Regions from separate parts of the Homo sapiens genome. Here region 1 is linked to region 2. A link is an interaction called in ENCODE POLR2A ChIA-PET data of the cell type or tissue named here. Cell type or tissue: B cell. All regions are shown on one strand. Links, peaks and the distances in the headings refer to the core of each region. The heading gives the core; the rest is flanking DNA. Region 1 overlaps LOC100128988 (a long non-coding RNA gene). Region 2 overlaps TOP1 (DNA topoisomerase I).

The links. Peaks named below come from ENCODE experiments on the same cell type or tissue, not always from the same donor. Only the 100,000 strongest peaks of a DNase experiment are listed, where the experiment ranks them.
Region 1: POLR2A ChIA-PET joins it to region 2 with 10 read pairs; 7 of 35 experiments call an interaction of 5 or more read pairs at or near these places.

What each region holds. Positions count from the first base shown.
Region 1 is chr20:40,981,903-40,998,357 of GRCh38, forward strand. All of the region lies in intron 1 of LOC100128988 (a long non-coding RNA gene), which reads left to right. LOC105372621 (a long non-coding RNA gene) reads right to left here. Exons shown (of 2, transcript XR_936724.4): 2 at 13,712-13,838. Among named protein-coding and RNA genes, the nearest start is that of TOP1, 39 kb to the right of the region's middle. RefSeq lists enhancers at 8,863-8,952, 9,013-9,172, 9,193-9,242, 15,109-15,683. In B cell, for the core only: CTCF peaks have their summits at 8,834 and 9,036; DNase peaks (open chromatin) are centred at 8,829 and 9,739; H3K4me3 peaks cover 866 bases; H3K27ac peaks cover 1,275 bases.
Region 2 is chr20:41,108,380-41,124,834 of GRCh38, forward strand. TOP1 (DNA topoisomerase I) reads left to right here. Exons shown (of 21, transcript NM_003286.4): 14 at 4,403-4,546; 15 at 5,591-5,776; 16 at 6,992-7,060; 17 at 7,899-8,013; 18 at 9,790-9,917; 19 at 13,317-13,411; 20 at 13,627-13,776; 21 at 14,816-16,108. The coding sequence ends at 14,918. The region is part of intron 4 of PLCG1-AS1 (PLCG1 antisense RNA 1); the gene reads right to left. Among named protein-coding and RNA genes, the nearest start is that of PLCG1, 21 kb to the right of the region's middle. RefSeq lists a silencer at 3,018-3,097. In B cell, for the core only: no CTCF peak of the experiment used is centred there; no DNase peak of the experiment used is centred there.

The DNA of each region.
Region 1 (16,455 bases), core at 4,979-12,978, 130 kb before region 2:
AAAGGTGTGTGTGTGATAAAATATATTTCCTAATGACCAAATCAGTAGCCATCTGCATCCCTAGCATCCAGACAGTGGTCATGAAACCCTATTTTCCATTTAAAAATAAAACGGGGCCCGGCACAGTGGCTCACGCCTGTAATCCCAACACTTTAGGAGGCCAAGGTGGGTGGATTGCTTGAGCCCAGGAGTTCAAGACCAGCCTGGGCAACATGGAGAAACCCCTTCTCTACAGAAAATACAAAAATTAGCTGGGCATATTGGTGCATGCCTGTAGTCCCAGCTACTCAGGAGGCTGAGGTGGGAAGATCAACTGAGCCCAGGAGGTCAAGGCTGCAGTGAGCCGTAATGGCACCACTGCACTCCAGCTTGGGTGACAGAGTGAGACCTCATCTCAAAAAATATATAAAAATAAAAGGACTTGTAGTCAGTTAATATTTATTCAGTATTTCAATCTTGTAAATATAAATATTTACAAGTAGGTTTCACTGTCCTCTCCTGATGGATGACAAAGGGAAAACACAGAGAAGAAAGCAGTTTTCTCAGGGCCACACAGCTGCTAAACTGCCCAGCTGGGCTTGAAACCCAAGTGAGGTTCATCTGTTCATTCAACAAATAGTTGCTGACACCTGCTGAGTTTACTGCTAGGGAAACAGCTAAGTTAAAACAGCCTGACTTCCCATCCACCTGCCCTTCCTGTGAGAAAGGGGAAGATGGACATGCAAGGGACACTTGCTGGTCTTGGTACCCACTTGGGCACAGCCCCAGCACCTGTCCCCTGTGCAAAGCCGATGTGCTGCTCTCAGAAGTGGTAGCTAAGCCCACGCCCTTTCACCCCCAGCTCTGAAGATGACAATGCATTCAAATTCACCAGATCACCCCCAGCTCTGAAGATGACAATGCATTCAAATTCACCAGATCACCCCCAGCTCTGAAGATGACAATGCATTCAAATTCACCAGATCACCCCCAGCTCTGAAGATGACAATGCATTCAAATTCACCAGATCATCTAATGAAGTTTCACTTCTGTTTCTTAGCACCTCCCTGACTCTTCTGTTCCCTAGAGTGGAAGGAGGGTCTGGGAAAGGACCTTTGCCTGAAACTAAGAAGTCAACATGATACCCCTCAATATCCCACCTGGGAAGGGAGCTGCCAATGAGCCGAAGCAGATGGGGAGGAGATGAAACTGGGCTATCAGCTTTGCAGGCTGGAGCCCCCTCCTGTATCTGCCTTATCTTCTGGTATCCCCAGCACTTGGCCCTTGGCCTTGTAGAAAGCAGGAATGTGATACATGTTTGGTGAATGAATGAGTGAATTAATTAATTAATTTAATATATTAATTTGTATCTATTTCAAATAGAGTCTGAAGCTCAATTAATACTTTAAAAATACAGCTGGGCATGGTGGCTCACACCTGTAATCCCAGCACTTTGGGAGGCCAAGGCGGGAGCATCGTCCAAGAGTTTAAGGCTAGCTTGGGCAACATGGTGAAACCCCATCTCTACCAAAAATTTAAAAAAAAAAGAATTAGCTAGGCATGGTGGTATGCGCCTGTAGTCCCAGCTACTCAGGAGACTGAGGTGGGGGAATCACTTGATCCTGGGAGGGTGAGACTGCAGTGAGCTGAGATCACGGCACTGCCCTCCAGCCTGGGTGACAAGGTGTGGCCCTGTCTCAAAAATAAATAAAAATAAAAATACTATATAATCATTCATTCTAAAACAGAAGTTATAATCATGCCTATCCCTAGGGCCATTGGGAAGATTAAATCCATGAATAAATGTAAAACACTTAGACCAGCGCCTGGCACATACCAATCCCGCAATAAGCTATTCATGTAAACTGAGAGTAGGTTGTCCCACTCCATGTGGGATTAGGGGTCAGTGTAGGACCAGGGTCAGAGATCAAGGGGAGAATCACGCAAAAATTTAGTATGAAGTTAGGATTAGAGGACCAGTTTGTGTCCACCCAGCAGTCAGATTTTTTAGTTACCATCTATTTGTTTATTTATGTCCCACATTGTTCCAGGAGGAGTCAAGGCAGCTTTCAGGAATTCTAACTACAGAAATCAAGAAAGAGAAAGATCAAAGTTACTATGGACTGAATGTTTGTGTCCTCCCCAAAATTAATATGTTGAAGCCTAATCCCTAATGGGATGGTATTAAGAGGTGAGACCTTTGAGAGGTGATTACGTCATGAAGGTGGGGCTCTCATGAATGGGATTAGTTCCCTTTTAAGAAGAAACATAAAAGGAAAAAAAGAAAGAAAGAAAAAAAGAAAAAATAATAAAAAGAGAAGAAACGTAAGAGAGACCTCTCTCTCTCTCTTTCAATCAATCAATAGCTAGATCTCCCCCTCTCTACCATGTGAGGATACAACAAGAACACAGCCCTCTGCAAAGCAAGAAGAGTGTCCCCACCAGATACTGAATCTTCCAGCACCTTGAACTTGGACATCTCAGCCTCCAAAACCATGATAAATAAAATTCTGTTATTTCAGCCACCGAGTATGTGGTATTCTGTTATAGCAGCCTGAACTAAGACGAAATGGAGGTGTTACTCCCCAAGGGTACTCATGCTGGCACCCTGAGGCCTTCTCAGCACAGAGCTGCAAATGGGCAACCAAATCTCAGGCCTTGCTGGTCATTCTGAAGGTCACACTGACAGCCTATGGTCAAGCAGAGCCAGCTGCACGAAGTCCTGGTAAGAATTCCATGAGATCCCCCATGCAAAGTGTTGGCACAGAGTAAGTTCTCAACACATGTTGCTATTGCTATCAGTGCACAGGCTGAGGTGAATGCGCAGCGAGCAGCAGGGACCAGCATTTTATCACTGGCCAGAGCAGTGCATTCTCTCCCCATGAGCAGCCCTGGATTCAGAGCCAGAAAAAGTGGATGTTCAATGGCATCAGATTGGGGGAGCCAAATAAATTCCACGGGGCCACCCTGACCAGCAGCTGTAGAGATACTGGAAGTCTGTTGGCTACAACCCTCTCTCCTCGGAATGTGCCTGGACAGGCTCTGGCAGCTCTGGGCTCTGAATGACCAAACCCCAGCCCACCAGACATGACTTTTCCCTATATAGCTGGATATATTTGGCTAGATGAGGACAAGTCCACAAGGCATATTTCAAATGTGGAGTGTGTGTGTGTGTGTGTGTGTGTATGTGTTGGGGGGTTGTATTCAGTTCCCATTGCTGCTGTAACAACTTAACCACTTAAACAATACATAGTATTTTACAGTCCTGCAAGTCAGAACAGGGCGAAAAATCAAGGTTTCCACAGAGCCGCATTCTTCCTGGAGGCTCTAGGGTAAAATGTGTTCCTTGCCTCTTCCAGCTTCTAAAGGCCGCCCACATTCCATAGACTTGTGGCCCTTATCCATCTTCAAGCCAGCCATTGAATCACTCTAACCTTTGATTCTACTTTTTGTTGTTGTTGTTGTTGTTGTTGAGACAGGATCTCACTCTGTCACCCAGGCTGGAGTGCAGTGGCGCAATCACGGCTCACTGAAGTCTTGGCTTCCCGGGCCCGTGTGATCCTCCCACCTCAGCCTCCCAAGTAGCTGGACTTCAGGCATGCACCACCACACCCAGCTAACTTTTTGTATTTTTTGTACAGACAGGATCTCTCTGTTTTGCCCAGGCTGGTCTCAAACTCCTGGACTGAAGCAACCCACCTGCCTCAGCCTCCAAAGTGCTGAGATTACTGGCATGAGCTACCATGCCGAGCCTTGACCTCTGACTCTATCATCACGTCTCTTTCTCTGACTTTCATCCTGCCTTCCTCTTATAAGGACCTTGTGATTACACTGGGCCCAGCCAGATAATCCAGGATCATCTTCCCGTCTCAAGATCATTAGCTTAATCATGTCTGCAAAGTCCCTTGGGCCATGTTAAGGTTAAAGTGTTTGCAGGTTCCGGGAGTTTTGATGCAAAATATCTTTGGGGGCCAAGCTTCTGCCTGCCCCAGGGGCCTAGTGTTATAAACTCTTAAGATGCTGTGAATCTCCTGCCCTCTGCTCTCCCAAGAGAGGGACTCTGGAGCCAAAAAAACATTTCTAAGTCCAGAAAGAATTTTGGCAAAATGTCCCATCAGAAGATAAAGGAAAGGGGTGAATTATCTCTTTGGGTCTTTCCAGACTGAGCAAGATATTATTCACCTGTGTTGCCCATCCGGGGTCCAGGGTAAAAGACAGCAGCCAGTATCCAGCTTCACCTGCTGGGAGTAACCCAGGCCACGAAAGACTTCTTACCTCCTTGCTCACTTGTGATTCAAAAGGCCATTTCTTTACCTCCTGAGATGGCCCAAAGAAGCAATGGCCCAGGGACCATTTTGGGGAGCTGCCTTCTAGATCTGCAGAAAGTATAAAATGGTTCCAAGCAAAGAAACACTGGACTTCCCGGGGTTCCAGATCCACCTTCCACATCAGAGCCCCAATTCCCACTTTAACTGACTTGCTGGCACTGTGTCTCTCTGTGTGCCCCAGAAGAAATTTCTTCCAAATCTTAATAATAGGAATAGGCATTTTCTCTGGGGGGAAACTGTTCTGCTTTTTACCTGACAAGCTTTATGAATCATGTGATGGATTACATTTCCCTTTTCACAATGGCTGCTAGGAAGCTCAGAGTCAGATTTGTGGCCCATGGTTTCCAACTACCTAGGAGTCTATAAACTGCATTGCTTGCACTAACCTCTCCCTTGATTGCTCTTAGCTTTCTTCTCCCATTTCCCCTTTGTCCCTGTTTCTTCATCCCCCTATTTTTTACTTTTTACTCTTGAAATTGTTAGTCCTTGAGATGAAATAGAAATGAGGGTGACAAGATTGCCTTTGAGAGTTAAATGCAGTTAAATGTTGTTAAATGCTGGGATCAGCCAAGCCTGTCCAGAGCAAAGAAGTGAAAAGTCTCCAGGTGGAGACAGAACAGCTTTCAGGTACCAATGTTTGATTGTAACCTGGGTTTGATGTGGTCCCTAGCAGGGTCTCCATTCCCCAGTCTGTCTTCCTCTACACACTCCTGCCTAGTGATTAATAGACCAGGTTCTGATCTTGGTATTTGACCACTTCCTCCTTCAGACTATGAAGGTTGACCACTTCCAAGGTATGTGTTTCCTGTAAGCAGAGACAAAAATCAGCCTGTCATTTAAATAAGAGAAAATGTATGACTTTTAGCTAAAATAATTGTTTTGGCCAGGTGCGGTGGCTCACACCTGTAATCCCAGCACTTCAGGAGGCTGAGGCAGGTGGATTACAAGGTCAAGAGTTCGAAACCAGCCTGGCCAACATGGTGAAACCCCGTCTCTACTAAAAATACAAAAATTAGCCAGGCATGGTGGCAGGCGCCTGTAATCCCAGCTACTTGTGAGGCTGAGGCAGGAGAATTGCTTGAAATCGGAAGGTGGAGGTTGCAGTGAGCCGAGATCAGACCACTGCACTCCAGCCTCGGCAACAAGGGTGAAACTCTGTCTCAGAAAAAAAAAGAATTGTTTTACAAGTATGATACTTGATTGGTTGCCAGTTGTGGAGGCTTCTGCACACTGGCAGCTGGAGAGTCTCCTGGTCATTTCTGCCTCATCCATCCTGCATGGTCTCCATGCCTCGGAGCCCAGACACAGTGCCAACAAGTCAGGTAAAGTGGGAATTGGGACTCTGATGTGGAAGGTGGATCTGGAACCCCGGGAACTCCAGTGTTTCTTTGCTTGGAACCATTTTATACTTTCTGCAGATCTAGAAGGCAGCTCCCCAAAATGGTCCCTGGGCCATTGCTTCTTTGGGCCAAATAAACAAACACTGTGCTCAGCAAGATCAAGACAAAATTCAGCAACTAGTTTCCTAAAGCTGTGTCTTATAACTCTCTTCAATTAATACTCTGTGTGTGTGTGTGTGTGTGTGTGTGTGTGTGAATATAATATAAATGTATGTGTAGGTATATACACACTTCTAGGCACAGAAATGCCTACCTATGTTCACCAATGGACATATGCTACAAGAGTAGTACACTAGTATACTCTTGTATATTACTCATGTATATATATATATATATATATATATATACACATAGATATAAAACAAATAATGCTAAATCCCAATTTAGCAAAAAAATTACTTCCTATTGAATCTTCCAAGCTTAAGTGCAACAAAATGTCTGATCAGATAAGAGTTTTTGGCTGGGCACAGTGGCTCATGCCTGAAATCTCAGCACTTGGGAAGGCTAAGGTGGGTGGATCGCTTGAGGTCAGGAGTTCAAGACCAGCCTGGCCAACATAGTGAAACCCCATCTCTACTAAAAATACAAAAATCAGCCAGGCGTGGTGGCATATGCCTGTAATCCCAGCTACTCGGGAGGCTGAGGATGGAGAATCACTTGAGCCCATGAGGCAGAGGCTGCAGTGAGCTGAGACTGCCATTGAGCTCCAGCCTAGGCGACAGAGTGAGACCCTGTCTCCAACAAAAAAAAAAAAAAAAAAAAAGAGTTACTAAGAATAAGCAGTTAAGTGATAGAAGGAGTCCCTTATGAGTTTATGAATTTGAGAGATTTACAAATTTTTGCTTAAATGACTAAAATCTTTTATTTGGGTTTTAGAAATGTTGAGCTGGATCCCTTTTCAGTGTCAATTATAAGATAGCAGGGCCAGTTCCATTAAAATCCCTTCCATTTATTAATAATAAAATCAATACATCTGCACATAAGCTCATCTGCATTGCAGGCCCATCCAAGAGTGATATCATCAGTACACATCATCCAGAAAGTCTACAGTAGAAAAGACAAAAAGTCTAGAATGAATACTGTAATGGTATGGAACAACTGGAATTGGCATACCCTGAGTGGGGCATGTAAATCGGTATAACTACTTCGGAAAACTATTTATTAGCAACTAATGAAGCTAAATCAATACAAAACCCATAACCCAGCAATTCCACTTCTAGGTACAGAGATGCCTAAGCTCTGTTCACCAAATGACATATGCTACAAAATCCATGGCAGCACTACTTACAATAACCTTCAAATGGAAGTACCCAAATGCTCATTGACAATAGAATAGATAACTAAGTTGCAGTATAAATTCACACAGTAAAATACAGCTATCCCTCAATATCCATGGGGGATTGATTCCGGGACTCCCACAGATACAAAAATTCAGGAATTCTCAAGTTTTTTACATAAAATGGTGTTGTATTTGAATATAACCTATGCACATCCTCCCATAAACTTTAAATCATCTCTAGATTGCTTATAATACCTAATACAATGTAAATGCTATGTAAATAGTTGTTATACTGTGTTTTAAGAAAATAATGGGCCGGGTGCAGTGGCTCATGCCGGGTGCAGTGGCTCATGCCAGCACTTTCGGAGGCCGAGGCGGACGGATCACGAGGTCAGGAGATCGAGACCATCCTGGCTAACACAGTGAAACCCTGTCTCTACTAAAAATAGAAAAAATTAGCTGGGCGTGGTGGCGGGCTCCTGTAATCCCAGCTACTCGGGAGGCTGAGGCAGGAGAATGGCGAACCCGGGAGGCAGAGCTTGCAGTGAGCCGAGATGCACCACTGCACTCCAGCCTGGGTGACAGAACAGGACTCTGTCTCAAAAAAAAAAAAAAAAAAAGAAGAAAGAAAGAAAGAAAAGAAAAGAATGACAAGGGCTGGGGGTGGTGGATTATGCCTGTAATCCCAGCAACTTTGGGAGGCCAAGGCAGGCAGGTCACCTGAGGTCAGGAGTTCAAGACCAGCCTGGCCAACATGGTGAAACCCTGTCTATACTAAAAATACAAAAATTAGCCAGGCATGGTGGCAGATGCCTGTAATCCCAGCTCACTGGGAGGCTGAGGCAGAAGAATCACCCAAACCTGGGAGGTGGATGTTGCAGTGACCCAAGATTGCACTACTGCACTCTAGCCTGGGTGAAAGAGTAAGACTCCGTCTCAAAAAAAAAAAAAAGAATGACAAGAAAAAAGTCTACATGTTCAGTATAGATGCAACTTTTTTAAAAATGTTTTTAATCTGTGGCTGGTTGAATCCATGGATGCAGAATCCATGGATACGGGGGGCTGACTGTGCACACCAAGTATAACCAATCAACAAGGACGCATATCAATGTGGATGAATTTCACCAACATGACATTGGGCAGAAGAAGCCAGACACCGAAAAGAATATACACAGCGTGGCCAACATGATGGAAACCCTGTCTCCACTAAAAATACAAAAAATTAGCTGGGCGTGGTGGCGCACACATGTAGTCCCAGCTACTCAGGCACGAGAATCACTTGAACCTGGGAGGCAGAGGTTGCAGTGAGCCAAGATCATACCACTGCACTCCAGCCTAGGTGACAGAATGAGACCCTGTCTCAAAAAAAAGAAAAGAATATACAGTATGATTTCAAATATATAGAAGTTGTTACCCTTGGGGAGGTAGCGAGTAGAAGGAAGTATGAAGATGAAGGTGTCTGGGATTGCCAGCAATGAGCATTGGTTGCATGGATATGTTTAGAATGGAAAATTCTGAATATATGTGAACCTTCCAAAAAAAAGTTTTTAAAGTTGTATCAGTTCATTACAGTACAAATGTAAAATTAGGGGAATTGTTTAGGAGTACCCCTCTTAGACCCCTAATTAGGAGTTGGAGGTCTCAGTCTGTGACCAGGATTAGAGTTCGTTCTATGGCTGGAATCTGGGCTCAGCCAGGATAAGGTTCTGTGTGGATCCAGTACTAATCATCGCTGCATCAGGGCTCTGCCTGGCAGGAGGGCTCGGGAGCCTTTGCTCTGTGTCCACAGCTCGACTGCTGCCGTTCCAGGATCTGACCACTTGATGTCTCCACTTCACAAATTGCCAAGTGAGGAAAGAGCTGGATAGAGCTGCCTAGACACGTACCGGCCCTGAGCTGGGATAGGTTGGAGGCCATAGCTCAGGGAAAGACTTGGAAACTGCAGAGAATGAATCCAAGTGGCAGCAAAGCTGGCTGGGCTGGGGCTGGGGTCCAGGCCCCATGCAACAAGGGCAGCCATGGGGACCACAGAGGCAAGTCCAGCTCAGAAGCCCCCAGCTTTGCGCCTATCTCAGCAGCACTGGTCGGTCATTCATTCAGTGCTTCATGAGCTCCCGCTCTGAGGAGGAATCAATGGAATCAATGGAAGGAATCACTGAGGAATCAATGGAAGGCAAATAGGGCACAGTCCCTGGCTTAATGGAGCTCACAGTCAGGCATACACCTCCTTTCTCCTTTCCATCTTGTCCCTGCCTAGCACGCCCAGCTCCCTCCAACCCAAAAGAACCTCCAATATTAGAATCTGCCCCCCACCAACTCCTCAACCAGGATCCCATTTTTCTTCTTTGTTGTCTGTCTCCCCGACTAGGGCAGATGTCTAAGGAGCAGGGCTTTCATCTGCCTTGTAGACCCTGGTGATCTCAGGGTCAGGCCCAGATGACCAACAAATATTCATTGAATGAAACTTGGATAGCAGTGAGGTGTTCACATCATCTCTACAGAAACAAACAGAACAGAGCAGGGAAACTTCCTCTGGGTCTGTGGCACCCAGCTCCCCAGACCTTGCAATTCTGGAGGAAGCCTCAGACAAGGCTTTTTGTGGGGTGGGTGTGGGAACCTGAGTAGGACTGAGAGCTGGAGGTTTCAGGGCTGGGAGGGCTGCATGACAGAAGGTGCTATTAGCCCAGCTCATGAACACTGAGCAGTTCCACTTCCCCCTTTTCAAAGTAAGCATGGTGGGGGAGGGAAGAGACAGGCCTTGTATCACCCCTTGATAGGCCCAGGGACCTAGCTATTAAAAACAGGAAATATGAGCCAGCAGAGAGTAAGGAGGAACTAACTGGGGGTGCCCTGTCTGCCTCCAACTACAGGGAGCCTGCCAGCTACCTTAATTCAGTCTAGGCAGATGACAGAGAACGAATAGACCAGCTTGACTGAAGCCTCCTGAGAGCCTGGGAAGGAGACCCAGGACATGAGTCTGGGCATGACTTTGGAGGAGCAGGTTGTAAGAAAGGGGATAAAGAGCTAGAGCTGCAGGCAGCTACTCCCTAGAGGAAGGAGGAAGGAGCAGAAGCCTGAGACACAGACTTGGATGGCCGTGTGGATGTGAGCAGCTGTCCAGGACCTTCAGAGGACCAGTTTGAGCCCATTTATTGGGAACCAAAAATGAGGATATCAGGATGGACCTCCAGCACCAGGGTTTACACTCTGCCACCCACTATGCACGGCCAATCAACATTCCCAGCACTGTCCAATAGAACAGTGCAATGCTGAAAATTTCTATAGCTAGGTTTTCCAATTTGGTAGTCATCGGACTCATGTAGCTAGTGGCTACCATATTGGACATCAGAGCTCTAGCCCCATGTGTAAGGTGAACAAAGAGCTGCCTTCCAATATTTCTTTTATTCCCTCCCACTCCTTCCATTCTTTCACACCCTCCTCTTGTGCCTCAGGCTATCAGTCAATAATTATATTGTAACGAGTTGAATTTCATAGGCCATAAGCTCATGTAAAATGAATATATAAAGTAACTTATTTTTGTATAACTGAATTTCATTTCTATCCCAAGTGCCCATCCAACCTAATGGCAGAGATTTACTGTAAATAAGTTCAGGTTAAATGTGGTCAAGTGACTGCTTCCTCCCTCTCTTCCTCCAGAGTGCATCTAAGTCTCTAGACAGGTCAGAGTGTGTAGCCAGCACTCAAGCATTGGGAAGAGGGGCATTTGGAGCCTTAGGGCCCACTGTCTATGCTAGGATTAAACTATCAGTCCTTGTCCTATTCATTTAATCTTCAAACTTCATTTCTGGGTTCTTCGATTCTTCCCTTTCCTGCAGGGGCAGTAGGAAGAGCTCCAGAATCCCTTCTTAAAAACTTATAGCAGCATCTAACTCTACTGTTCCACCTGTCCACATATTCCCATACTTTCTATCCCTTTGCTAATAAAAATAAAAGCAGCTAACATTTATTGAACATTTTCCATGTACCAGGAAAATTCTAAGCACTTTATTTATTTATTTATTTATTTATTTATTTATTTATTTACTGAGATGGAGTCTCACTCTGTTGCACAGGCTGGAGAGCAGTGGCACCATCTCAGCTCACTGCAACCTCCACCTCCTGGCTTCAAGTGATTCTCCTGCCTCAGCCTTCCAAGTAGCTGGGATTATAGGCACCCACCACTATGCCTGGCTAATTTTTCTTTTCTTTTTTTTTTCTTTTTTTTTTGGAGACAGGGTCTCCCTCTGTCGCCCAGGCTGGAGTGCGGTGGTGTGATCTTGGCTCACTGCAACCTCCGCCTTCTGGGTTCAAGCAATTCTCCTGCCTCAGCCTCCCAAGTAGCTAGGACTACAGGTGCCCGCCACCATGTCCAGCTAATTTTTTGTATTTTTTTTAGCAGAGACAAGGTTTCACCCTGTTGCCCAAGGTGGTCTTGAACTCCCAAGCTCAGACAATCTGCCTACCTCAGCCTCCCAAAGTGCTGGGATTACAGGCATGCGCCACCATGCCTGGCCCTAATTTTTACATTTTTAATAGAGACAGGGGTCTCACTATGTTGGCCAGGCTGGTCTCGAACTCCTGACATCAAGTGATCCGCCCACCTTGGCCTCCCAAAGTGCTGGGATTACAGGCATGAGCCACCATGCCCAGTCTATTCTAAACACTTTAAAACAACTAGCCCATATAGTCTTCCCAACAACTCCCTGAGGTAAATACTGTTATTATCCCCATTTTGCAGATCAGAAACTGAGGCACAGAGAGGTAGTGTGAAAAAAGCTCACACAGATAGTATTCTTATTGAGGCTGTGGATGTGTTAACTAGCTTGACTTAATTCTTCCACATTGTATTCATACATTATAACATCACTTTGTACCTCACAAATTTATACAGCTATAAATTGTCAATTTACAGTGAAAAGAGTTTTGATAGATTTTGCTATTTAAAAAATAACTAATAAAAAAGAAAGCATTCTTGGGCTAGGATCTCAAAAGCCAGTATTACAGATGCATTTACTTAGCAATACAACTTCCATGAGTCAATCCCAAAAATACTCTGGCAAATGTCTGACACAAGCCTCTTTGTTACAGCACTCATTGTAATAACAAGGGGCTAGAAACTACCCAAACATCCATCAACAGGGGATTATGTGAATAAATTATGATATATTTACACAGTGGAATACTATGAAGCCATAAAATGGAATGAGAGCTATCTTTGTATACTGTAGTAGAGTGATCTTCAGAATATATTGCTAGGCTGGGCATGGTGGCTCATGCCTATAATCCCAGCACTTCAGAAGCCTGAGACAGGAGGATCACTTGAACCCAGGGGTTCAAAACCAACCTGGCCAACCTAGTGAAACCTTGTCTCTGCAAAAAAAAAAAAATTGAAGGAAAATTAGCCAGGCGTGGTAGTGCACGCCTGTGGCCCCAGCTGTTCAAACGGTTGAGGTGGCCAGATTGCTTGAGCCCAGGGGATTGAGGCTGCAGTGAGCCATGTTCACAACACTGCACACCCGTCTGCGCAACAGGGCAAGACCCTGTCTCAATAAATAAATAATAAATAAAATATAAAATGTATATACATATATTATATATATATAGTTAAGTAAAAGAAGAAAAGTGTATGGCTGCTAGCATTTATGTACAAAAGAGGGGAAATCAATATATATATTTGCTTATATTTTTTAAATAAAAGAAAAGAACTTTTTAAAAAATGACTCTCGATGAGAAAGGAAGACATCAGAGTACAAAGAACAAGTATAGAAGCTAGAGTTACCTGAATATACTTATTTTGAAGATTTGGCTATGGAACGATGTAAATGTTCCACATAATCATTAAAACAAAATGGAATTTTAAATAAAGTAACCCCTAAAATGAAAGCAAAATGAAATGAATGTATCAAACTATGTATTAAATTGATGGTATAAGTGCTCAGAGAAGAATTATTTCAAATGACTTTAAACATAGTAATTTGTACATTCCCATCAGGATATACCCAAAGGACAAGAGGAACTGCCAAAAAAATTAAAGTTTTTAATTTTTTTTTTTTTTTTAGATGGAGTTTCGCTCTTGTTGCCCAGGCTAGAGTGCAATGGTGCGATCTCAGTTCACCACAGCCTCTGCCTCCCAGGTTCAAGTGATTCTCCTGCCTCAGCCTCCCGAGTAGCTGGGATTACGGGCACGTGCCACCATACCTGGCTAATTTTTTTTGTATTTTTAGTAGAGACGGGGTTTTTCCATGTTTGTCAGGCTGGTCTCGAACTCCCAACCTCAGGTGATCCGCCCCCCTCGGCCTCCCAAAGTGCTGGGATTACAGGCGTGACCTGCCATACCTGACCAGTTTTTAATCTTAAAATGTTTTCCATAATCATATTATTAATATAAATTGTTATTTTATACATTATAAGATAAAGCAAATAAATCTAATATTATTGCCACTAAAACCAACATTTTCAGCATAAGAAAAAATATAAACATAAAAGAAATAAAAATGCTATACCCTAAATTGAAATTTAAAATATCAGTATGAACTCAAGATCTCTTAAAACTTTTTTTCTCTAGCTCTACCCACTAAAAAGGCCTAGAAACAATTACCACTGCAATAACTATGAGCACCCCTAGAGAAAAGGTTGCAATATCAAAATACCATTTCCCACAAAAGAACCAGGGCTCCTAGGAGAAATAGCTGATTCAAGGTCTGGAGCAAAAAATATACAAGATGAACCAAGAAGACTTTTTCATTCCAGAAAGCAATAAAGCTATAGTGTCATGTCAAAAGGGCTCAGAAGCCAATGTCTTGAAGAGGCTCTTGTTGACCAAAGATGAGGCAATTGAAGCATCAGTAGGATCTAAAATAAAACAGATTCAAAATCCATAAGTTTATAATGATACTCAAAAAAAGAGAAGTGATAGATTGGCTAATTATCCTGATTTGATCGTTACACATTGTACACATGTATTGAAATATCATACTGTACCCCATAAATATGCACAACTATTATGTGTCAATTACAGGCAACTTATTTGCTATATTTTCCTTGTTTTTCTGAATTTTTTTTCTGAGCTGGAGTTTCATTCTTGTTGCCCAGCCTGGAGTGCAATGGTGCAATCTTGGCTCACTGCAATTTCTGCCTCCTAGGTTCAAGCAATTCTCCTGCCTCGGCCTCCCAAGTAGCTGGGATTACAGGCATGCGCCACCACACCCAGCTAAATTTTTATATTTAGTACAGACAGAGTTTCACCATGTTGGTCAGGCTGGTCTCGAACTCCTGACCTCAGGTGATCCACCTGCCTCAGCCTCCCAAAGTGCTAGGATTACAGGCATGAGCCACTGTGCCCAGCCAATTTTTTTAAATAAGTAGGTATGGAGCCATTCTTGAGTCAAGACAGTAACAGCAGTAGCAATCTTTTTATGATACTTATTATCAAATTATATACTTTAAGAATGAGCAGTTTATGTTATGTAATTTCTTTTTCAATAAAGCACCTAAGAAAGCAAGAAAGAAAAGGGAGGGAGGGAGGGAAGGAAGGAAGGGAGAGAAAGGAAAGAAAGCAAGAAAGAAAGAAAGAGAGAGAAGGAAGGAAAGAAAGGAAAGGAAAGGAAGAAAAAGAGAGGAAGAAAAAAGAAAAAAGAAAGAGGAGGGAGAGAGGGAGGGAAAAGGAAAACTTCACTGGATTCCCTTTGAGCATGTTAGGACACCAACTCATTATTTTGAAAATAGGTAAATAAAGGGAAAGAATCAAGCACCTTTTCTACTTTTTCTGTATGAACCGTATCTCCTTGTAACCAAATAATTGGTGAGAGAAAATTTCTCCTTACAGAATTATTTCAGCTAAGTAATGAGGAAAAAATCTAAAGAATTTGAATTTTGCATTTTGTACTTTACACACTTTAAGGAAACAATGGATCTAGGCCATGATCGTCAATGCCTAGGAATCGCACAGAATGAGACAAATATACTCAATGTGCCTCCTGGTATAGGTACACAATATTACCTATGAAGCATTCTTGCTAAAAACACTTAACCTGACTTTATTAAGATACTAGTCACATGAACTAGAAGTCAGAGGAATGTGTTAGATCAGCGGTCCCCAACCTTTTTGGCACTAGGGACCATGCCGTAGAAGACAATTTTTGGGCTAGAAGACAGTTTTTCCACAGACAAGGGAGGGAGTCAGGATGAAACATAGAAGACGATTTTTCATAGACTATTTTTTCCACAGACAAGGGAAGGGGTCAGGATGAAATTGTTCTAACTCAGATCATCAGGCATTACTTAGACTCTCATAAGAAGCATGCAACCTAGATCACTCACATGCGCAGTTCACAAGAGTTCGCACTCCTATGAGAATCAAATGCTGCTGCTGATCAGACAGGAAGCAGAGCTCAGGTGGTAATTCGAGCGATGGGGAGCAGCTGTAAATACAAATGAAGCTTCGCTCAGTGGCCCACCACTCACCTCCTGCTGTGTGGCCTGTTAGGAATCAGGCCGAGGACCAGTACAAAGGATTGGGGACTCATGTGTTAGATGACACCACAGGGATGCAATCCACAAACCAGAAGATAGAAGACTCTACAAGATAAATGCCATATATATATATATATATATATATATTTTTTTTTTTTTTTTTTTTTTTTTTTTGAGACAGGGTCTCACTCTGTGGCCTAGGCTGGAGTGCAGTGGTGCAATCTCCGCTCACTACAACCTCCACCTCCCAGGTTCAAGTGATTCTCCTGCCTCAGCCTCCCAAGTAGCTAGGACTACAGGCATGTGCCACCACACCTGGCTAATTTTGTTGTTGCTTTTGTTTGTTGTTTGGGGGGGGGGGTGTTGGTTGTGGTGGTGTTTTTATTTGTTTGTTTGTTTTTTGGTAGCAACGGGTTTTCACCATGTTGACCAGTCTGGTCTTGAACTCCTGACCTCAAGTGATCCACCAGCCTCAGCCTCCTAAAATGCTGAGATTACAAGCATGAGCCACCCTGCCCAGCCTCTTATTTCTTCAATAAACGAACTGAAGACAGAGCAAGGGAAAATCTCTCCAATCCTGCTTATTCCACCTTCCACACTTAAAAAAGAGAGAAAGGGAGAGCCTAAAGGGTAAAAGAGACTTAATTATTACCAATCAGTGGATTGTGTGGACCTTGTTTGGATCTTGTTTCAAATAAACACATTACATGCAACAATTGGGTATACACACACACACACACACACATAGACATATATATATATATATATATATTTTTTTTTTTTTTTTGAGACAGAGTGTAGTTCTGTTGCCCAGGCTGGAGTGCAGTGGCACCATCTCGGCTCACTGCAACCTCTGCCTCCCGTGTAGCTGAGACCACGGGTGCATGCCGCCATGCCCGGCTAATTTCTGTATTTTTAGTAGAGACAGGGTTTCGCCATATTGGCCAGACTGGTCTTGAACTTCCGACCTTAAGTGATCCTCCCGTCTCGGCTTCCC
Region 2 (16,455 bases), core at 4,145-12,144:
AAAAAGCACAAAGTTGTAGAACAGCTGAAGTGTGTTCTTTTTATGTATCCTGTCTTTGCCCCCTTTCTGGAAACTTGGATTGGCCTACTTGCAGTCACTGTCACAGTTACACTACTTCTAGCCTCAAAGGTCATTGAAAGGATTGGGATTTTTGAGAACCACAATAACACTTGCTCTAGGTACTGAAAAGGTTGTCCTGAACTCATTCATATCTTTTTATGTTCATCCCAGTTTGTTTTTGCTTTTCCCCCCAGGATTTTGATTACACAGACATCTTGCAAGCATATTTCCATTCTTTCTCTCCCACTCTGTGCCTGGTGCCCGTAGGATCTGAAATAGCATTGGAATGACAGCTAGCCTTCTGGAACCTGCAGTTTCAACCAAAGAAACTCTGATTCCAGATAACCCAGGAGTTTCTTATCCTGCATAATCTAGGAGTTTACAAAAAGGCTGCTTATGGGTACTCACTGCTAAGTACAATCCACTGCCAAGTTTGGAAGCATTACCTGCTCTCACAACCCAGGGAAAGTAGCCCTTAGTAAAATTCAGGTTTTTTCAAACCAGCCTTAACCTTACAAACAGAATTTATCATCATGATTTTTCTTTCAAATGCAGTACAGCAAACTTTAGGATCAATGTTGACATCGTATTGCGTTTAGTCCTGTTAAAATACTCTCAGTGCCAAATACACACTTCTGCCTTTTTTCTCTTTAGAGTCTAGAATTCTGTGGGGTTCCAAAAATGTATGTGCTTACAACCTTTTATATGTAACCACCTAGGGATTAAAGGGCTAAATGTGAAGGAAAGTATCTTTACAATATTCATCTTGGGAAGCTCTCATTTTGGTGAGTTCTATTAGAGAAAATAAGACACAAGCTCATTAAAAATATATATATATTCTGAGCCTGGCATCTTGGTATAAAATTCAAAACGTTTTAAATCTATTTATTAGTAAGACTAACATAGACCTAAGTGTGAAGACTAAAATATTAAAGCTTGTAGGTGATATCATGGTTGAATATGACCTTAGAGTAGATTCCTTAGGACAGAAAAACACCAACAAGAGAAACAATTGACTAAATGGACTTCATTAAAATTAAAAATTTATGTTCAACAAAAGACACTGCTAAAATAAATACAGAATTTACAGACTAAAAGAAAATATTTGCAACATGTTTATCTGAAAGGGCTTATATCCAGACTATACAAAGAATTCCTGTAGCTCCATAATAAAAAAACAGACATCCCATCCGCATAATAAAAAGAGCAAAAGACTTGAACATATACTATACAAAAGAAGATACAGGAATGGTCAATAAATAAGCAAATGAAAGAGTGCTCGACATCACTAATTATCAGTGGAGTGAAGATTTAACCACAGGGAGATACGAATTCCAGTTCTAGGTATTTTTACCTCAAGTGAAATAAAAACATTTATCCATGAAAAAACTTGTACAAGAATGTTCATAGCAGTGCTCTATTCATAAGAGTGCAAAACTGGAAACATCCCAGAATAGATAACACATTATGGTATAGTCATAGAATATACTATATTTATCAGCAGTTAAGAAGGGAACTACTTATGTATTCAACAACATGGATGAATCTTAAAAACATGGTTAAGGGCCAGGTGCGGTTGGTGCATGCCTGTAATCCAAGCACTCTGGGAGGCCAAGGCGGGTGGATCACTTCAGGTCAGGAGTTCGAGACCAGCCTGGCCAACATGGCGAAACACCGTCTCTACAAAAAAATACAAAAATTAGCCGAGGGTGGCGCACACCTGTAATCTCAGCTATTCAGGAGGCTGAGACATGGGAATCGCTTGAACCTGAGGGGTAGAGGTTGCACTGAGCCGAGATTGCATCACTGTACTCCAGCCTGGTGACAGAGCGAGACGCTGTCTCAGAGGGAAAAAAAAAAGTTAAAAAGGCAGACAGAGGAGTCTATATTGTATGATTCTATTTATATAATCTAGACTAGGCAAAATTTATCCATGATGATAGTAATCAGATTGAAGGATCAGTGGTTGCTTGGTGGAAATTGACTGAGAAGGGAAATAGTCATGTAAGAATACTGGCAAATGTCCTCTTCCCCATTACAAACGTCTGAGAAAGTTACTAGAAAACAGAATCCAATTTGCCTTCTCACCCCCAACTTTGTAATCTTGAATCCAGATCCTGATTCCACCCAACCACTCTGCTGAATGGATAGCAGCTATATTAGAGAGACAATATAGTGGGCCTACTAGTTTTAAAAAGTCATCCAAAGAATGTCATCTACAATCAGTTAAATTAGATTTTTACCCATTACTGAAGTGTGATTGAATTAGGGAAAGAGGAGAGGTGGTCAAAGGCAGCCTTCTCCAGTGGATTCCTTGTCTTCTTGAGATGGTTTTGTGAGACCTTGCCTGGAAGACCTAGGTGGATAGTTTATTTTCTAAAAGTAGTCAAGAAAGCTTGTTCAGGGCATTGAACACTGCAGGGACAAGCATACTTCTTGGAGGCCAGCCATCTCCTGCTGGATCTAAGCGGGGTGGCTTCTGCCTCCACCTCCATCTCAGCTTATTTGAGAGAATCCTAGATCCTTGGTGCAGAAGCCCAGCCAGCCTGTGAAGAAAAGTTGGTCTGGTAGTATCCTGTGAATGACGTGCGGGTTGGGTTTTTCTAAATCTCGTTTACCTGACTCCTACCTTACATTCCAGTGGTGTGACTAAGGAACTGAGCAAACGTAACCCTAGGGGACTTTGAGACAGGCTTTGGTAGTCCATGTGCACTAGAGTGAGGGGAAAGAGGCCACTCCAGAGTTGGGTACTCTACTGTTGAAGGTGAGCCTTTTGTGTCCAATTTTTCCGTGCATGTGTAAGAACAGTTGTCATGGAGATTTACTACTGACTTGTGCATGAGGACAGCTTATATCTCACCTTTTCTTATTCACCCTGTTAAATGTCAAAATGTACTAAGACTTAGGTATTTTTTCTGTGTCACCAACTACTAAATCACCCACCCATGATAGCAGGTAGTTACTGAAACTCTTGTAGCCAAACAAGTGCATAACACTGGTACACATGATGTGAGAGTGCAGATGACTCCTTAGCTTAACTGTGTAAGCTTTTAATTTCTGAGTACTTTTAGGATTGAGAAGTGGAAGACATTCTTGCTCTAGGTATCTCATGCTTCTGCACACCCAGAAGGCTGGTTGCGCCCCCACCCCACCCCCCGCCCCCTTTTTTTTTTTTTTGATAGGGTCATGCTCTGTTGCCCAGGCTGAAAGGCTGGTTATCTTCACCACAGGTCTTATGTCTCAAGGACCACGGGTCCACGTCATAGTCAGGAACCAGGCATGTGTGGGCAGAAATCACTACCACTTTCCTTTGTTGCGGGTGGGGAAATTAAGAGCAGAGATTCTTGGATTCTTAAATTCCTTCTCTATGTTTATGTCATCTAGTCTGTTTTATGCTGTTTTATGTAATTCCCTGCTTCTGGATTTCTTGAATTTTTTTCCCCTTCTCACTTGTCATAATTGGCTCTTGCTTGTGAGTCTATTTTCATTCAGCTTGGTAGCAGAAGTCTTCTTCACTATTGTTTAGATTCAGTTTTCACATGGTTTTAGTAACCCTTCATTGGGTTTAGAATCAACTTTTAACCCTTCCACCAAAAGCTCTTATTTTTTTAAAGGCTTCCCAGAAACATAGTTTCTCTCAATCTCATCAAGAAATGCTTTTAAATGCAGAAGTTAGAAAATGGTGAATAATTATGGCTGTTCCTGGAAGTCATTGTGTCCTTAGTAATTACATGTTGTAGTCTTTGGTTCTGCTTCTTTGACAGCTCCACCACACTGTAATTTAATGGAATTCACTTAGATTTAATGGAATTCAGTCCTGGTAGAAAACTGCTATTGGGTCACAGAGTTGGCAGCAAGGCTGTGAAATTGATGTGGGAATGGGGGTGATTATGTGCTTTGTGTTGACAGAAGTTAGTTTTTGGGACATCCCATGTGGGTTTTTCCCAGGAACATAAACATTTTAGAGAATTAGAGCTAGAAACTTTCTTCTGGGAAAGCCTTAGAAGTCAGTTGTGCTTGGCAGTGAGATGGGACAATGTGCATTCTTAACAGGTTAAATGTGCCAAACTCTCTCTTCAGTACTATTCTTTTTTACGTTTGCTTAAGGTCAAGTTCCTGCTCTTTTGTTCAAAGTCTTGCTTTGTCACCCATGGTGGAGTGCAGTGGCGTGATCTTGGCTCACTGCAACCTCTGCCTCCTGCGTTCAAGCAATTCTTGTGTCTTAGCCTCCCTATTAGCTAGCTGGGATTATAGGCTTGCGCCACCTTGCCTGGCTATATTCAAAGTCTGTCTTTACTACACTGTCCCAAAGTAATCTACATTTGGGTTTGGGTCTTTACAGGGTGAGAAGGACTGGCAGAAATACGAGACTGCTCGGCGGCTGAAAAAATGTGTGGACAAGATCCGGAACCAGTATCGAGAAGACTGGAAGTCCAAAGAGATGAAAGTCCGGCAGAGAGCTGTAGCCCTGTACTTCATCGACAAGGTGAGAGCATCTTCCCATCGGCATTGTCTAGTGTTGAGCTTAACAAAGGGAGTTTCTGCTCTGCCCCAGGCCCTGTGCCACATACTGTATATCACAACTCAACATACATATATTTGTATGTAAAACTGAATCAAAAGTTGCACAAAACAATGCTTAGCCTTACTGTGAGCAGTAGATTCTGATCTTTTTTTAACTCTATTTCATTCCTTTAGAAAGTTGGTTATAACTTATAAAATTGTTTAAATAAACCATGCAGGTATCACCATTATATAGTTTTAAAGACCACGCTCTAGAGGAGATCAATTTCTTGGTACTCACGAGAAGAAAAAAAAGTTCATGTTTTTCCCCCAGTCTTGTATTTTAACATAAGTTCTGAATTGTCTCAAAATTCACACTAGCTTTTTGAGTTTGATTGCCCAGAGTAGCAGCACTCCCTCATTTGCTGCCTTATTTAATTTTTTTTTTCCTTTTCTCCATCCCTATTTCAGAGGACAGAATAGAAAGAAAAGGAGCATGAATATTTAACATCCCTATAGATTTCATAGTGAGTGGGGGAGGAAGTAACACTGCAGAATCCAGAGTTCCCAGGCCATGCTGACTGATGCTGTGGCTTCAAACAGAATTGGGAGGCTTCTGTTTTGGATGCCTAGAAATTGCATAAGGGTCAAAAGGCTGGGCGCAGTGGCTCACGCCTGTAATCCCAGCACTTTGGGAGGCCAAGGCAGGTGGAACACGAGGTCAAGAGACCATCCTGGCCAATGTGGTGAAACCCCATCTCTACTAAAAATACAAAAAAAAAAAAAAAAATAAAAATTGGCGTGGTGGCGGGCGCCTGTAGTCCCAGCTACTTCGGAGGCTGAGGCAGGAGAATGGCATGAACCCGGGAGACGGAGCTTGCAGTGAGCCAAAATTGCGCCATTGCACTCTAGCCTGGCGACAGAGCGAGACTGTCTCAAAAAAAAAAAAAAAAAAAACACAGAACGAAATTGTGTAAGGATCATGTCTCTTCCATTCATGCTCATCTTTTCTTTCTTTCCTGGGCAGCTTGCTCTGAGAGCAGGCAATGAAAAGGAGGAAGGAGAAACAGCGGACACTGTGGGCTGCTGCTCACTTCGTGTGGAGCACATCAATCTACACCCAGAGTTGGATGGTCAGGAATATGTGGTAGAGTTTGACTTCCTCGGGAAGGACTCCATCAGATACTATAACAAGGTCCCTGTTGAGAAACGAGTAAGTTAATGTACCTGTACTGTCTGACTTGTTTTCCATTATTCAACAAGCATGGGTTGACTGCTTTTTTGTGTGCTTTGCACTTTGCTGGGCACCAGCAAAAGTGACTTGAGACAGGCAACATGGCACATGCCTGTAGACCCAGCTATTCAGAAGGCTGAGACAGGAGGATCACTGGAGACCAAAAGTTTGAGGCTGTAGTGTGCTGTGATCACACCTGTGAATAGCCACTGTACTCCAGCCTGGGCAAAATAGTGAGACCTTGCCTCTCATATTAAAATAAATAAAAATAAATGACTTGAAAGAGGGGAGAGGTATTATTTGATATCTTGTGTACCTCCTTTTAGTCACTGTTCCGCCCTGTGCTACCTTCCTGGTAAGGAGTGGCCTTCTCCTATAGCAGTATTCAATGGAGCATGCTGTAGAATAGGCCCTTAGAGCAAACTCAGCATATGATTTAACTATATCTTAGTATCCCCTGGTCATGTGGTACATTTGTCACTTTTCATCTTTGCTCAGCCTTTCTCCAACTCCTGACTGAGTGAAAGGTTAATGTTAGTCCCCAGATCTCTGAGCCCATCACTGAAGAGGGTACTATAGCTCTGTAGTCCCAACCTAATCTTTTCCATAGTATTGGGCTTGAACCAGAGACTTACAGTGTGCAGGATCCTAATAATCCAGCCCACCAGCAGTCCTCTTCTTATAAAGACACCTCTTCTCATAAGGACACCATAATCAGTAATCAGGTTTTGCTGGCTGTGGAAGTACTCTGGACAGATTAGATAACAGTATGTATCAATGTAAATTTTTGAAGCTGATACTGTGTAAATGTAAGGGAATATCTATTTTTAGAACATACACACTGAAATGTTTAGGACCATATTATAAGTAAGTACTTATAAATGTACTTTAGGACCATATTATAAGTAAGTACTTATAAATGTACTTTAGGACCATATTATAAGTAAGTGCTTATAAATGGCTCAGAACAAACAATTATGTATATATATCTGTAAATATACACATGGAGAGAGTGAGCATACATGCACACTGTGCAAATGATGAATGGGGTAAAATGTTAACAGTGAATCTCGGTGACGGATGTATGCGTGTTCCTTGTGCCTTTTTCTTTGCAAGTTTCTTTAAGTTTGGGGTTATTTCTAAAGTTAGGATTTTTTTCAAGAGTAATAATTAGGATTCACTTATATCTTTTAGGTTTTTAAGAACCTACAACTATTTATGGAGAACAAGCAGCCCGAGGATGATCTTTTTGATAGACTCAATGTGAGTAGATGAAGCACACAATGTTGAAGGGAGTCCCAGCCAGAGCCTCACAGTACCTAAAGGGGAGGGTTGCTGGCAGATGACTTGGGCTCTCCCTTTAGCCTGGCCTGCTCTGTGGCATCCCATACACTCTCTCTTCCTCCCTCTGAGTCCACGGTGAATCTGTAGTCAAGAGAAGACACATCTGCTGCAGAACAACTGCTAAAGCACTCAGGGTGGGGGGTAGATGAGCCCTACCTTTTATCCTTCCCTGCTCCTGCAGAGCTTTCCCTTCACTGAATGCCCAGCCACCCCTGCTGGAGACCCAAAACCTGTCCCTGATATCTTAATAGGGAAGGAAAAATTTGCTTTATTGGTTTGTTAAGCCCACCAACCTGGGCCAGGCTTGGTGGCTTACGCCTGTTATCCCAGCACTTTGAGAGGTCAAGTAGGGCAGATCCCTTGAGGTCAGGAGTTTGAGACCAGCCTGGGCAACATGGCAAAACCATTATCCAGGTGTGGTAGTCCACACCTGTAGTCCCAGCTGCTTAGGAGCCTCAGAAGGATTGCATGAGCCCGGGAGGTGGAGGCAGCAGTGAACCGAGATTGTACCACTGCACTCCAGGCTGGGTGTCAGAGTGAGACCCTGTCATACACACACACAAAGATTGAAATACTTCATAGAGAGGCATCATGTAACCCTGTATTCTGGAATTCTTTTCCTCTTTCCCTAACTTCCCACTTGTAGGGCAATAAACTTGACAAGATTGTGACTGCACTGGCATAAATTACTCCTAGGGCTGCCAGAAGGAGCAGGTAGTATAGCTTTGACCTAAATCTGTTGCTTTGTCTCCTCCAGACTGGTATTCTGAATAAGCATCTTCAGGATCTCATGGAGGGCTTGACAGCCAAGGTATTCCGTACATACAATGCCTCCATCACGCTACAGCAGCAGCTAAAAGAACTGACAGCCCGTAAGTATTGCTTGGCCAGATAGGGCCCACACCCCTACTAATGGTATCCGGTGACCTTGCTTATCTAAGGCCTAGAGTCAGTTCTACTTTTTTTCCCTACCATTGTGGTCAGACACTTTTTCCCTTTAGACCTCTAGTAGCGAGATAATGCTTTGTTGTATAAACATAGGATCAATGCTGTTTCCCCCTTCCCACCCCAACTTCAAGATTAATTTCATGGAATGCTGACAGCTTTTCACCTGCTACAAAAATGCCTGCATTTGTGTTTTATACATATATTACTTAAAAGCCCACAGAGTGAAGACAGTGCTGTGATGTTCTGTTAAATTGGAGAGAGTAAAGTTGTCATGGTTACCAGAAAAATACAGGAACAAGTCCTTTCCTTGAGGTTTCTGTCATTTTTTTCCCATAAGAGAGTAGATACTTTCTATAGCTGATTTTTAGAATATTATCACCAAGATCCACGGGCTTTTTTTTTCCTGGAGCCCAGTCACTATTGAATTTCCACTGCCCTCTGTAAATACATCAGATGGCCTTAGAATATGAACCAGAAAAGCCAGAGGTAGGTATGTTGAGGGTCAGTATTTTAAGGTGGTATAAAGAATGCCACACTATACAAATAAAAACAATTTTTTTGGATGGCATTTTTAATTTTTCTTTTTAAATAAGATACTACCAGGCCATGTGCAGTGGCTCACACCTGTAATCCCAACACTTGGGTAGCCGAGGCAGGAGAATCACTTGAACCCAGGAGTTCCAGACCAGCCTGGGCAATGTAGTGAGACCTTGTCTCTACTAAAATTTCTAAAAATTAGGCAGGTGTGGCGGTGTGCACCTGTCATCCCAGCTACCTGGGAGGCTGAGCCCAGGAGTTTAGGGCTGTAATGAGCTACGACCATACCACCGCACTCCAGCTTGGGTGACAGGGTGAGACGCTATCTCTAAAATAATAATAATAACCATAATAATACTACCAACTGTGGCTTAATTTTTTTTTTTTTTTTTTTTTTTTTGAGACGGAGTCTTGCTGTCACCCAGGTTGGAGTGCAGTGGCGCGATCTCGGCTCACTGCAAGCTCCGCCTCCTGGGGTTCACGCCATTCTCCTGCCTCAGCCTCCCGAGTAGCTGGGACTACAGGTGCCCGCCATGTCGCCCGGCTAATTTTTTGTATTTTTAGTAGAGACAGGGTTCACCGTGTTAGCCAGGATGGTCTCGATCTCCTGACCTTGTGATCCGCCCGCCTCGGCCTCCCAAAGTGCTGGGATTACAGGTGTGAGCCACCGCGCCCGGCCAAAATTTTTAAACTTTTAACGTCCCTTCAATTCCTCGTTCTGTTCTGGCTACATTGGGTGGAGAGGTGGGGAGGTAGGAAGTGGCCAGTATAGAACTTATGAATATGGGCAACAAACCATAGTAATATCAGCAGCACCTATGATGAGCATATGGGTGGGGAGGAAGCAAGGAGATGAAGGGTCCCTAGCCAAGTTCCCTGAGTAAAAAGAAAGGTGTAGATTTTATTATATTACCTAGACTCAGAGTTCCTCTTGTGATAGGAATTTACCCAGGCCAAGCTTACATATAAACTTCCTACTATCATTTTCTTAAGACTGTTGACTCAAATTTTGACCTTAGTCCTTGGGGGCAATTTGAATTAATCATCTGAGTAAGATAAGAGCCAGCAAAATCATGGGGACGAGGCACTGGGGGAAGACATACTGTGTGTTCACTTTTGGTGTACAAACTGACCCTCTTGCTACCATGTTCCTTTCTTTACAGCGGATGAGAACATCCCAGCGAAGATCCTTTCTTATAACCGTGCCAATCGAGCTGTTGCAATTCTTTGTAACCATCAGAGGGCACCACCAAAAACTTTTGAGAAGTCTATGATGAACTTGCAAACTAAGGTATCTTGGATAAAATGAAGGGAACTGTGTCTGCTGTGGGCAGATTATCTGCGAATGAGAGGATTCAGGGCTGAGATATCAGCAGGCCAGTGCTGGGTCTGTTGTAGAAGGTCTATGCTAAAGATAAACAAATGGAAATATGATAGTAGTTAATCTCTGATCAAGATACTGAATATCAGAGTATCCATTATTCAAGAAATCTTTATTCTACGCATAGAAGTTCTATACTGGCCACTCCCTATTTTGAAAAACTAACTTTGGTGTACATTCTAATTGCTAATTACTGTCCTTATTGTACATGAGGAAAGTGGATTTAAAGAGAGTCTTCATAATTCCTTGCTACAGCCCAGAAATACAGCCATTTCCAAATTAGATTGTTTCAAATTGAAAAGATGATGAAACAATTATATATTTAAAGTCTTTCAAATCCTAGCATAGCTATTTTTATTTTTACGCATTCCACATGAATCATATTTTTATATAGTTCATCATCAAACATCTGTTGAATACTGGCCGTGTGCCAGACAACTTGCTGCCCTAAAGGGAAAGACTGGTGTGCAAATAGGTGCTATTCCTTGTCCCTGAGCCTCTTTCCTCCTCCTAACTCCGCCTGGTACTGAGCTTTTAAACCATAAGGCACTTAACATTTGATGATGAACATTTTTGTGTTAGCAGTGACTTCATAACTAATTCATCCTAACATGGTGGTCCACAGTGAGAATTTGCAGATATTTCATTATAGAACAGATACACAGGGTTAAAAAGGAAACAAATTATATTGAAATACAGTTATCAAAATACATTTTAAAGTCCGATAATAGATGTGCTTCCTTATTAAGGTCTTGAGGTGGCCTGTAGTAAATTTCAAGGTAGTAATTAATTAATATCAATGATACTTTAAGATTTCTGCAGCAATTCAAATATGAAATGAAGATGTCTAACATCTATTGATGATAAAGTCATAAGTGCTGCTGCTATTACTATGGTTTGTTCCCCATATTCATAACTGAAGAAGAAATACTAAATTTCAGCTAGAAGCTGGGTGCAGTGGCTCACACCTGTAATCTCAGCATTTTGGGAGGTTGAGGTGGGAGAATCACTTGAGCTGAGTAATTCAAGACCAACCTGGGCAACATAGTGAGACCCTGTCTGTATTAAAAATTTAAAAATAAATATAAATAAGTTCCAAAAAGAGGTTATTGAAATTATAGATTTTTTCTCATCCAAGTTCATGGAATTCTATACTTGTACAACTGGAGTTTAAGAACTACTACTGTGGAATGAGACTGCATTTTAAGGCCCAGAATATTTTCCATTTGTTGAGATTTCCTTAAGATAAGTACCCATGAGTAATATAGCTGGTTCAAAAGGTACACACAACTTATAATTTATGCTACAGATGCCATCTGGCTTTCTTGAAGAGACGTACATGTCCACAGTGAATGAGTATACATCCATAGACCTTTGATTCCTTGGATCATATGATTGGCAGGCAAAGAACTCTATAGACGGCCCATCCTAGCAGCTCACATTTGCTGCCACTCTGTTAAATGCTGGTCATCTGGAATTGTTTATTCTCCTCATGTTATCATTACAAGCCAGAAATAAAAGCATGAATATTCAGGTGCTGTTTACCTAATTCAGGAAAACCCCTCCCAGGAGCATGAGGAGGTCTTTTGTTGCTCTCGCTCTGGAACCGGGTTTGGGCAGCCCAGGCTGCCTGCCAGATGAGCCCTCCAAACCCAGGATTCCTCTCCTGTGTGCCCACAAAGCAAACACACGCCCCTGTTTGCCAAGTGAATCAATGGAGTCTTTGATGCTTTGAGAGAATTTGACATAGCCTGCCAATTTAGCATTCACAGAAATGGTTAAAAGATCATGGTTTGCTACATTTCTATCCTAAAAAGAATCTGGCTAGTGGTGTCTGTGATGCTTTTGTATATAGAATCAGTCCCCTCAGTTTGGCTTTGGACAACATAGATGTTGGAAGTAAGCCATTCATAGTAAAACATATTTAGTGATCCTCTCACAATGGTGGCCTCTGTTTCCAATCTTGGGCTGTGTGTATCTAACAACAAACAATTCCAGGTTCAGTGAGCAGCCCAGTGTGTGTCAGACATGTTATTTACTCCGTAGAGGTTGTCTTCACCTCACATAGATGACCATAGGTATGGGGTTCTCCTGCCCTCTGAGTAGCGTGAGCTCAGTGACAGGGGCTCTAGCTCCATGTTGTTATCCACTGCTGTCTCTAAGCAGGAATCTGAGAAGAACTTAGATTCACCAGGGGTGCTTCAAAGATTCTAACAAGCAAGAAAGGCTGAAACTGCCCTTGTCTCTTCCCTTATAGATATGGATTCCATGAGAGTTCACATGGGGAAAAAAGCTCCACAGCTAAAAGTGTTTTCACATCCATTGAGTGACAACTAAGGTCCTTCCCACCTCAGACTTCTCTCCTTTTTTTTTGAGACGGAGTCTCGCTCTGTTGCCCAGGCTGGAGTGCAGGGGCATGATCTCGGCTCACTGCAAGCTCTGCCTCCCGGGTTCATGCCATTCTACTGCCTCAGCCTCCCGAGTAGCTGGGACTACAGGCACCCACCACCACGCCTGGCTAATTTTTTGTATTTTTAGTAGAGACGGGGTTTCACCGTGTTAGCCAGGATGGTCTTGATCTCCTGACCTTGTGATCCGCCCTCCTCAGCCTCCCCAAAGTGCTGGGATTACAGGCGTGAGACACCGCGCCTGGTGACCGCTCTCCTTTTAAAAACAGAATGCCAAAGCTAAGCCCTGCCATGTCCTGGTTTGGGACAGACTGGCTGAGCTGTTTGGCTTCCTGGGTGTCTTTTAATTGCCAGTTTGTAGCCCCTTGAGTACTCTCTTCAGTGCATCCATTTTCCTTGAGAAGCTGGCACCGCCTTCCCAGAGTACTGGTGGGATCTGAGGAACGAGCTGGGGTTGCCCAGTAGATGCAAGTATCCTGCTTCAGTTTCCTAAAGAGGAGCTCCTACAGTGTTCTTAGAATGAAAGCTAAGAACTGGCACAGGATCTATTTGATAAACAGCTGTCATTTGTAGCCATCCTCCCAGATGTATGACAGCAGAGTGTTCTCTGATGGAAAGATCAGCACCCAGATTCCCAGCCCCAGCGGGTTCCTTTCCCTGAGCCCCTAGGTTACTGCCCTGTAAAACCCTTGTTTCTTTCCAGATCACTGAAGAACAAATAGTTGAATTCACTAGTCCTTGTGCATCTTCTCCCTGCCTTCATGAAGCCACCCTTGTTTTTTTTTATCTGACAAACCACTGACAGAGACAGCCTGGTCCAGATAACATCTTGGTTTCACCTTCTCAGGTGGAGCCATTTTTCCTCTACAGCTCATAACCTTACCACTATTATTTCCCCTAGATTGATGCCAAGAAGGAACAGCTAGCAGATGCCCGGAGAGACCTGAAAAGTGCTAAGGCTGATGCCAAGGTCATGAAGGATGCAAAGACGAAGAAGTATGTACCTGGTATTGTGAAAGTTGGGGCTGGTAGAGAAAAGTGTGCAGCATCTGTCAGGGCCCCTGGGGCCCTGGCTTTTCGATGGTTTCTGAGAAATGTCTTTTGGAAATCTCTATACTAGGGCTTTTATTGACTCAAAGTGGCAGGATGGGTACAGTGTGCTCTTGTCTAGAGCCCAGGCCTGGTTCTTGAGGACTTTGCTATTCTTCTAGGGTAGTAGAGTCAAAGAAGAAGGCTGTTCAGAGACTGGAGGAACAGTTGATGAAGCTGGAAGTTCAAGCCACAGACCGAGAGGAAAATAAACAGATTGCCCTGGGAACCTCCAAACTCAATTATCTGGACCCTAGGATCACAGTGGCTTGGTAAGTGTTGAGCCCTCCTTGAGCTCCTGCTGCTAGCTTAAGAAAGGTGGAGGGGGTTCCGAGAGCACTGGTGGCCTTCACATGCCATTCCTAAGCTACACACTTTAGTCCTCTGGGGAAACTTCTGGCTTCAGCTGTGTACAAGTTACTCTGGTTGCTGAACCTTGTCTGTAAATGCATTGCAACATTCTGGTTGCTCCTAAATGGTCAGTGCTGTTACACTGCCTTGTAGTGTATATTTTTAAGAGGCAGGTGCCATCCCTATTCCTAATGGAACTTTAGGACAGGAATGGAAACTCTTAGCTTCTGGAAGAATAGGAAAGAGCCCATCCATCTCTACACTTCAACAAAACTTTTCGTTGAATTTTTTTGCAGTTGAAGGTAGGAACAAGAGATAAAGATGAGAATACAGATCTGAGCAACTTACACAGAGAGGCAGAGGGACCTTTAACAAAAGCAGATAAATACTAGGTTTCTCTGTGTGTCACACACAGTGTCACATAACATCTGAAACAAGTGGCTTTGTTATGGAAGATGTTTAGTTTGAGCTGTTAAGTTCTGAGCATAGGTGGAGATATCCTCCCCTATGGCACTTGCTAGTCCGGGCTAAAGTTTCCATCTAGGTCTTTTGTACCTCTTTCTGCTCGTTTTGCCTTGTTTGGTGCTAGAGATTTGGTTAGCTCTTAAAAGGCAATATAGTATAGTGGTTAAGAACATGGAGAAAAACTGCTTGGGTTCAAATTTCAGGTCACTTACCAGCTAGCTGTGTGAGAAAATCAGTAAATTACCTAACGTCTCTGCCTCAGTTTCATCTGTACGTTTTTCACTTGTACATCTGCAGAAGCACCTACTTTAGAGATCACTGCCAAGATTAAATGAGTTGATCACATAAAACCTTTAGAACATGCTTGGTGCACTATTAATTTGCATCCTCACTAGACAGATGTGAAAGAGAAGATGGAACATCTGACCCTGGGCCTCAGATATGGGCCATTGCTGAGTCACCCTAATCCCCCCCTTATTTCTCCTTTGTTTGCAGGTGCAAGAAGTGGGGTGTCCCAATTGAGAAGATTTACAACAAAACCCAGCGGGAGAAGTTTGCCTGGGCCATTGACATGGCTGATGAAGACTATGAGTTTTAGCCAGTCTCAAGAGGCAGAGTTCTGTGAAGAGGAACAGTGTGGTTTGGGAAAGATGGATAAACTGAGCCTCACTTGCCCTCGTGCCTGGGGGAGAGAGGCAGCAAGTCTTAACAAACCAACATCTTTGCGAAAAGATAAACCTGGAGATATTATAAGGGAGAGCTGAGCCAGTTGTCCTATGGACAACTTATTTAAAAATATTTCAGATATCAAAATTCTAGCTGTATGATTTGTTTTGAATTTTGTTTTTATTTTCAAGAGGGCAAGTGGATGGGAATTTGTCAGCGTTCTACCAGGCAAATTCACTGTTTCACTGAAATGTTTGGATTCTCTTAGCTACTGTATGCAAAGTCCGATTATATTGGTGCGTTTTTACAGTTAGGGTTTTGCAATAACTTCTATATTTTAATAGAAATAAATTCCTAAACTCCCTTCCCTCTCTCCCATTTCAGGAATTTAAAATTAAGTAGAACAAAAAACCCAGCGCACCTGTTAGAGTCGTCACTCTCTATTGTCATGGGGATCAATTTTCATTAAACTTGAAGCAGTCGTGGCTTTGGCAGTGTTTTGGTTCAGACACCTGTTCACAGAAAAAGCATGATGGGAAAATATTTCCTGACTTGAGTGTTCCTTTTTAAATGTGAATTTTTATTTCTTTTTAATTATTTTAAAATATTTAAACCTTTTTCTTGATCTTAAAGATCGTGTAGATTGGGGTTGGGGAGGGATGAAGGGCGAGTGAATCTAAGGATAATGAAATAATCAGTGACTGAAACCATTTTCCCATCATCCTTTGTTCTGAGCATTCGCTGTACCCTTTAAGATATCCATCTTTTTCTTTTTAACCCTAATCTTTCACTTGAAAGATTTTATTGTATAAAAAGTTTCACAGGTCAATAAACTTAGAGGAAAATGAGTATTTGGTCCAAAAAAAGGAAAAATAATCAAGATTTTAGGGCTTTTATTTTTTCTTTTGTAATTGTGTAAAAAATGGAAAAAAACATAAAAAGCAGAATTTTAATGTGAAGACATTTTTTGCTATAATCATTAGTTTTAGAGGCATTGTTAGTTTAGTGTGTGTGCAGAGTCCATTTCCCACATCTTTCCTCAAGTATCTTCTATTTTTATCATGAATTCCCTTTTAATCAACTGTAGGTTATTTAAAATAAATTCCTACAACTTAATGGAAACTTAAGTGTCTGCCTCTTTGTTACAAAGGGCCTCAGGCCAGAGTTGGGGCTGGGACTTAGTGTGGGATGAGGTCTCACCACTCAGGTCAGCAAGAGTAGATTCCTCCCAGGAGCAGATGAGGCAGGGCCTGGCCTGGAAAGGAGTGTTGTGTGCCTGTCCTGCTGCTGTGGGTGTGGGTTAAAGAGGATCCAAAGTCCATATCCTTAGATAAAAGACAGGAAAGGAAGGAAGGGTGCAAAAAATCCACAGTAAGAGGTGTGGTGCAAAGACAGCATCGGAGGCCTAGCGTAGGTAAAGTATATTGAGCAGGATGTTGCAGCTGTATTTGAGTCAAAAGTTTTGGAGA